Linked DNA regions of Homo sapiens: region 1 is linked to region 2. Evidence: chromatin contacts called from ENCODE Hi-C or POLR2A ChIA-PET data. All regions are on one chromosome and are shown on one strand. Each heading gives the region's core, a stretch centred on a gene start or an enhancer-like site at or near the end of the contact. The rest is flanking DNA. Distances are from core to core; before and after follow the strand shown.

What was found. A loop is a pair of places that touch in the nucleus more often than their neighbours do. ChIA-PET counts read pairs that join two places held with the same protein, here RNA polymerase II (POLR2A). Pooled maps may share reads with other maps.
Region 1: a loop to region 2 is called in a map of MCF 10A, with 9 times the contacts of the local background. The contact joins two enhancer-like sites. A Hi-C loop is called at or near these places in 19 of 168 maps with a recorded cell type or tissue (A673, CD4-positive, alpha-beta T cell, CD4-positive, alpha-beta memory T cell and 14 more), 13 of 37 single-sample maps with no recorded cell type and 30 of 50 pooled maps. POLR2A ChIA-PET finds 5 or more read pairs at or near these places in 6 of 52 experiments (CD4-positive, alpha-beta T cell, CD4-positive, alpha-beta memory T cell, CD8-positive, alpha-beta T cell and 3 more).

Annotation. Positions count from the first base shown.
Region 1 is chr19:40,979,078-40,981,777 of GRCh38, reverse strand. No RefSeq gene overlaps it. Among named protein-coding and RNA genes, the nearest start is that of CYP2B6, 11 kb to the left of the region's middle. RefSeq lists an enhancer at 3-866. Within about 2 kb of position 1,302, at least 4 of the 41 ENCODE cell types and tissues checked have a DNase peak (open chromatin) inside an H3K27ac peak, as active enhancers do.
Region 2 is chr19:40,661,572-40,664,271 of GRCh38, reverse strand. No RefSeq gene overlaps it. Among named protein-coding and RNA genes, the nearest start is that of NUMBL, 28 kb to the left of the region's middle. RefSeq lists a silencer at 1,075-1,354. Within about 2 kb of position 1,316, at least 35 of the 41 ENCODE cell types and tissues checked have a DNase peak (open chromatin) inside an H3K27ac peak, as active enhancers do.

The DNA.
Region 1 (2,700 bases), core at 53-2,552, 320 kb before region 2:
TAAGTCTCATGAGGTCTGATGGTTTTATAAAAGGAAGTTTCCCTTGCTTGCCTGCTGCTCTCTCTTGCCTGCTGCTATATAAGACGTGCCTTTGCTACTTCTTTGCCATCCACCATGATTGTGAGGCCTCTCCAGCCATGTGGAAATATGAGTCCATTAAACCTCTTTTTGTCTATAAATTACCCAGTCTCAAGTACGTCTTCATTAGCAGCATGAGAATGGATTAACACAGTAAATTGGTACTGGGAGTGGGACACTGCTCTAAAGATACCCAAAAATGTGGAAGCTACTTTGGAACTGAGTAACAGGCAGAGGTTGGAACAGTTTGGAAGACTCAGAAGAAAACAGGAAAATGTGGGAAAGTTTGGAACTTCCTAGAGACTTGTTGAATGGCTTTGGCCAAAATGTTGATAGTGATATGAACAATAACGTCCAGGCTGAGGTGGTTTCAGATGGAGAAGGGAAACTTGTTGGGAACTGCACTAAAGGCCACTGTTGCTATGCCAAGAGACTGGTGGCATATTGCCCCTGCCCAAAAGATCAGTGGAACTTTGAACTTGATACAAATGATTTAGGGTATTTGGCAGAAGAAATTTCTAAGCAGCAAAGCATTCAAGAGGAAGCAGAGCATAAAAGTTTGGAAAATTTGCAGCCTGAAGATGCAAGAGAAAACCCCAATTCCTGGGGAGAAATTCAAGCCAGCTGCAGAAATTTGCATAAGTAACCAGGAGCAGAATGTTAATCACCAAGACAATGGGGAAAATGTCTCCAGGGATCCCCTGCTATGTGCAGCCTTGGGACTTGGTACCCTGCCTCCCAGCCACTCCAGCCTTGACTAAAGCTGGCCAAGTGTTTGCTTCAGAGGGTGCAAGCCCCAAGCCTTCAAAACTTCCACGTGGTGTTGGGACTGTGGTGCACAGGAGACAAGAACTGAGGTTTGGGAACCTCCACCTAGATTTCAGAGGATGTATGGAAACACCAGGATGTCCAGGAAGAGGTCTGCTAAGGGAGCAGAGTCCTCATGGAGAACTTTGCTAGAGAAGTGAAGAAAGGAAATGTGGGGTTGGAGCCCCCACACAGAGCCTCTGCTGGGGCACTGCTTAGTGGAGCTGTGGGAAGAGGGCCACCGTCGTCCAGACCCCAGAATAGTAGATCCAACAACTTGCACTGTGCACCTGGAAAAGCCACAGACACAAAATGCCAGCCCGTGAGGGCAGCCAGGAGCGGGGCTGTACTCTGCAAGCCACAGGGGCAGAGCTGCCTGACGTCATGGGAACACACCTCTTGCAACAGTGTGACCCGCATGTAAGACATGGTGTCAAAGGAGATCATTTTGGAGCTTTAAGATTTGACTGCCCTGCTGGACTTTGGACCTGCATGGGGCCTATAGCCCCTTCATTTTGGCCAATTTCTCTTTTTGGAATGGGTGTATTTACCCAGTGGCAGTACCTCCATTGTATCTAGGAAATAATTAACTTGTTTTTAATTTTACAGGTTTATAGGCATAAGCGACTTGCCTTGTACCAGATGAGACTTTGAACTGTGGACTTCTGAGTTAATGCTGAAATGAGTTAAGGCCTTGAGGGAGTGTTGGGAAGGCATGATTTATTTTGAAATGTGAGGACATGAGATTTAGGAGGGGTCGGGGTGGAATGATATGGTTTGGCTGTGTCCCCACCCAAATCTCATTTTGAAATGTAATTCCCGTAATCCCCACATGTCATGGGAGGGACCCAGTGGGAAGTAATTGAATCATGGGAGTGAATTTTCCCATGCTGTTTCGTGATAGTGAATAAGTCTCACGAGATCTGATGGTTTTACAAAGGGCAGTTTTCCCTGCACACACTCTGTCTCTTGCCTGCCTCCATGTAAGATGTGTCTTTGCTCCTCCTTTGCCTTCTGTCATGATTGTTAGGCTTCCCCAGCCATGTGGAACTGTGAGTCCATTAAACCTCTTTTTCTTTATAAATTACCCAGTGTCAAGTATGTGTTCATTGGCAGCATGAGAATGAACTAATACACCTACCCTATAGAGTCATTGTGAGGATGGAAATGAGACTCAATATGCCATGGGGAGGACACACTGTAAGTGTTTGAGGAATGTGTAATTGGCACAGGGAGAGATATAGACATTCATAGAGAGGTGGAGGGAGCTAGAGACAGGTCCAGGGAGCTAAACATGGGCTGGGGGAGCTACTGATGGGCTGCCACAGCTAAAGTACTCCACTCCAGCCTGGACAACACCCCAGCCTGGGCAACAGAGTGAGACTCCATCTTAAAAAAAAAAAAAAAAAAAAAAAACTAGCAATAAAAGAGCCCTGTATCCCTAGACATTTCTCTGTGTATCTCTCTCACACCCTTCTTGAGAAGGACATAAACTCTGTGGACAAAGCAGGTGGGGACCCTTAATCTCCTGAGGAATTCTTCTGAACTGCGTTCTTTTTTTTTTTTTTTTTTTGAGATGGAGTCTCGCTCTGTCACCCAGGCTGGAGTGCAATGGAGGCATCTTGGCTCACTGCAACCTCCACCTCCCGGGTTCCAGTGATTCTCCTGCCTCAGCCTCCTGAGTAGCTGGGATTACAGGCAAGCACCAGCACACCCAGCTAATTTTTGTATTTTCAGTAAAGACAGGGTTTCACCACGTTGGCCAGGCTGCTCTCGAACTCCTGACCTCAGATGATCCACCCACTTCGGTGACCT
Region 2 (2,700 bases), core at 67-2,566:
ATCCTCTTGTCTCTGCCTCCCAAAGTGCTGGGATAACAGGCGCCCGGCCCCATCCTACCTTTTTGGTCTAAGTTCAGACGGCTCTTCAACCCCCCCAGACTGAGTCAGCAGCACCCACTCTCCCCTTGGATCCTACAGGCCCCTCTCCTCCCCTATCCCAGCCCTGACCCATCTGCCTGTGCCTCCCCCGTCCTCTCAATGACTCATTCTGGGCTGTCACTATCTGGTGGCAGGTCTGTCTGCCTCACTGGACTGTGAGGGAGAAGGGGGTCTGGGGCGTCTCAGTCACTTCCCCGTGCCAACACAGGGCCAGGCACAGAAGAGGCAGCCTCAGTGTTTCCCCTCTGCAAACCACTAGGAAGTGAGAGGGGCAGAAACGGCCTAGGACTGGGACAGAGAGGATTTGAGCAACTGGAAGGATGGGGAACTGAGGTCAGAAGCACGCAGCAAATCTGGGACACAGTCAAGGCACCCCCACCCCGTCCCTGACTGATCTCTTCGTTCAACCACCCTTCCTTGCGCCCAGAGCAGCCTTTCTCAGAGCTGCCCCCACAACGGTTCCCGCGGATGCAGATGGAAGGGGGCCGTCCCGGGGAGGACCTCCCACAGGCTCCTCTTGGCCCATTTCCCATCTTCCCTCCCACGCCCAGGATGGAGACTCTGGCTCTCCACGGAGCTTTTCGCTCCAAAGAGGCCCTGGAACCCGGATCAACCGCCCACTCCCACTTCTCCAGGTTTCAGCCCGCTAAGAATAGACCAGGGACATCGCACTGGAAAGCCCCGCCCTACCCAGGAACCCCATCCCACACAAACGCCTATCGAGGTCATTTTGGGGGAACAGGAGGACGTCCCCCTGGGGCCGGTTCTGCACTCCTCTCTCCCGTTCTTTGGGAAGCTCCGCCCTCCGTTGCAGCCCCGCCCCTCGCGGCCGCCCCCTTTCCCGGAACCGCCCCCGGCCGCGCAGGCTATTTTGATGCATTCCACGGGTGACAGAGCCGGGCGCCCCCACCCCGCTTCCTGTTGGGTGATTTTGTTTTGTTTTGTTTTGTTTTTTAAAGCTCCACCCCCAGGAGGCCACAGTTTCTCCGGGAGCCGGCCGCGCAGGACCGGGGACAGCCCTGGCCCCTCGCTGCACAGCGCTGGGACCGCCCCACGGAGCGCGGCGTCTCATGCTCCCTGGGGCCCGCTGCTTCCACTGCCCTGCGCAGGGCCACGCGCCACCCCGGGCTGCCTGGCCGTAACCTACCCCGTCCACCCTCCAGGCGCGCTCGCCGACCTCCCGCACCTGTGGGGCCACGTGGTTGCCGGGAGCGCTCCTCTAGCGTGGTGAAGCAGCGCCCCCTCGTGGTCTTGCGCTCGCGGCGCCTGGGCGGCCGCCCCTCCAAGACTTTGCTAAGGCAGGAAAAGTGTTTAAGAAAAATTAAAATTGTGCTGGGCGCGGTGGCTCACGCCTGTAATCCCAGCACTTTGGGAGGCCGAGGCAGGTGCATTACCTGAGGTCAGGGGTTCAAGACCAGCCTGGCCAAAATGGCGAAACCCCGTCTCGACTAAAAATGCAAACATTAGCCGGACGTGGGGGCGGGCGCCTGTAGTCCCAGCTACCCGGGAGGCTGAGGCAGGAGAATCGCTTGAACCCGGTAGGTGGAGGTTGTAGTGAGCCGAAATCGAGCCACTGCACTCCAGTGATAGAGGGAGACTCGGTCTCAAAAAAAAAAAAATTGCTGTCGCATTCATGAACATTATACTTCAGGCCCTGGCTCAGCCATTCACCCCTCTGGGAAGTCCTCCCTGACTGGTCGGGCGCCTCCTTTGGGCTCCTATGGTTCCTTATGCTCCTCAACTGGGCCTGTACCTCCCCGCCCTGGCCCGGATCCGTCTGCCTGTACATCTCCCATCTGGACCTCGACCCCTTTGCCCTCTGCCTGCACCTCACCAGTCCCCGCCCCGACCCCTCTGCCTGTGCCCCCCATTCCAGCCCAACCTCTCTGCCCGGGCTTCCCCCATCCTGGCCTCCCACCCCTCTGCCTGTCCCCTCCCCACCATCCCGCCGTGATGGCTCTAGGCTGTCACTGTCTATAATGGGTCGGCGTCCCCGCCCTGCACAGAAAACCTCATGAGGGCAGGGAAGAGAGCTGTCTTGATAACTACTGAGTCCTCAGTATTACCAAGGTAACATTTATTTCCTCCCTCAACACTGGTTTTGTTTTAACAGCTTTACTGAGGTATAATCTACCTGTCATAAAATTCACCTATTATAAGTGATTTACTGATTTTGGGTGATTTTACAGTTCTGCAGCCATCACAGCCAATTCAAGAACATTTCCATCACTCTGAAAAGATCCCTTCTGCCCATTTGCAGTCGCTCCCTATTCCCTGTCCCAGCCCCAGGCAACCACTGGTCTACTTTCTGTCCCATACATATTCTCTTCTTCATTTTACAAGCATTTTCTGAATATTTATTTTTATCAGCTATTGAGGGCTGAGGGTACACAATGAAACTCACAGGCCCTGCCTTCAGGGAACTCAGAGTCTGGTTATTGTAATAGCTGATGGGAAAATATGTCCATGCACTAATTTCTTCATTCATTCAAAAAACATTTATTGGCCAGGCACTGTGGCTTGTGCCTGTAATCCCAGCACTTTGGGAGGCTGATTGGGGAGGGTCACTTGAGGCCAGGAGTTCAAGACCAGCCTGGAAAA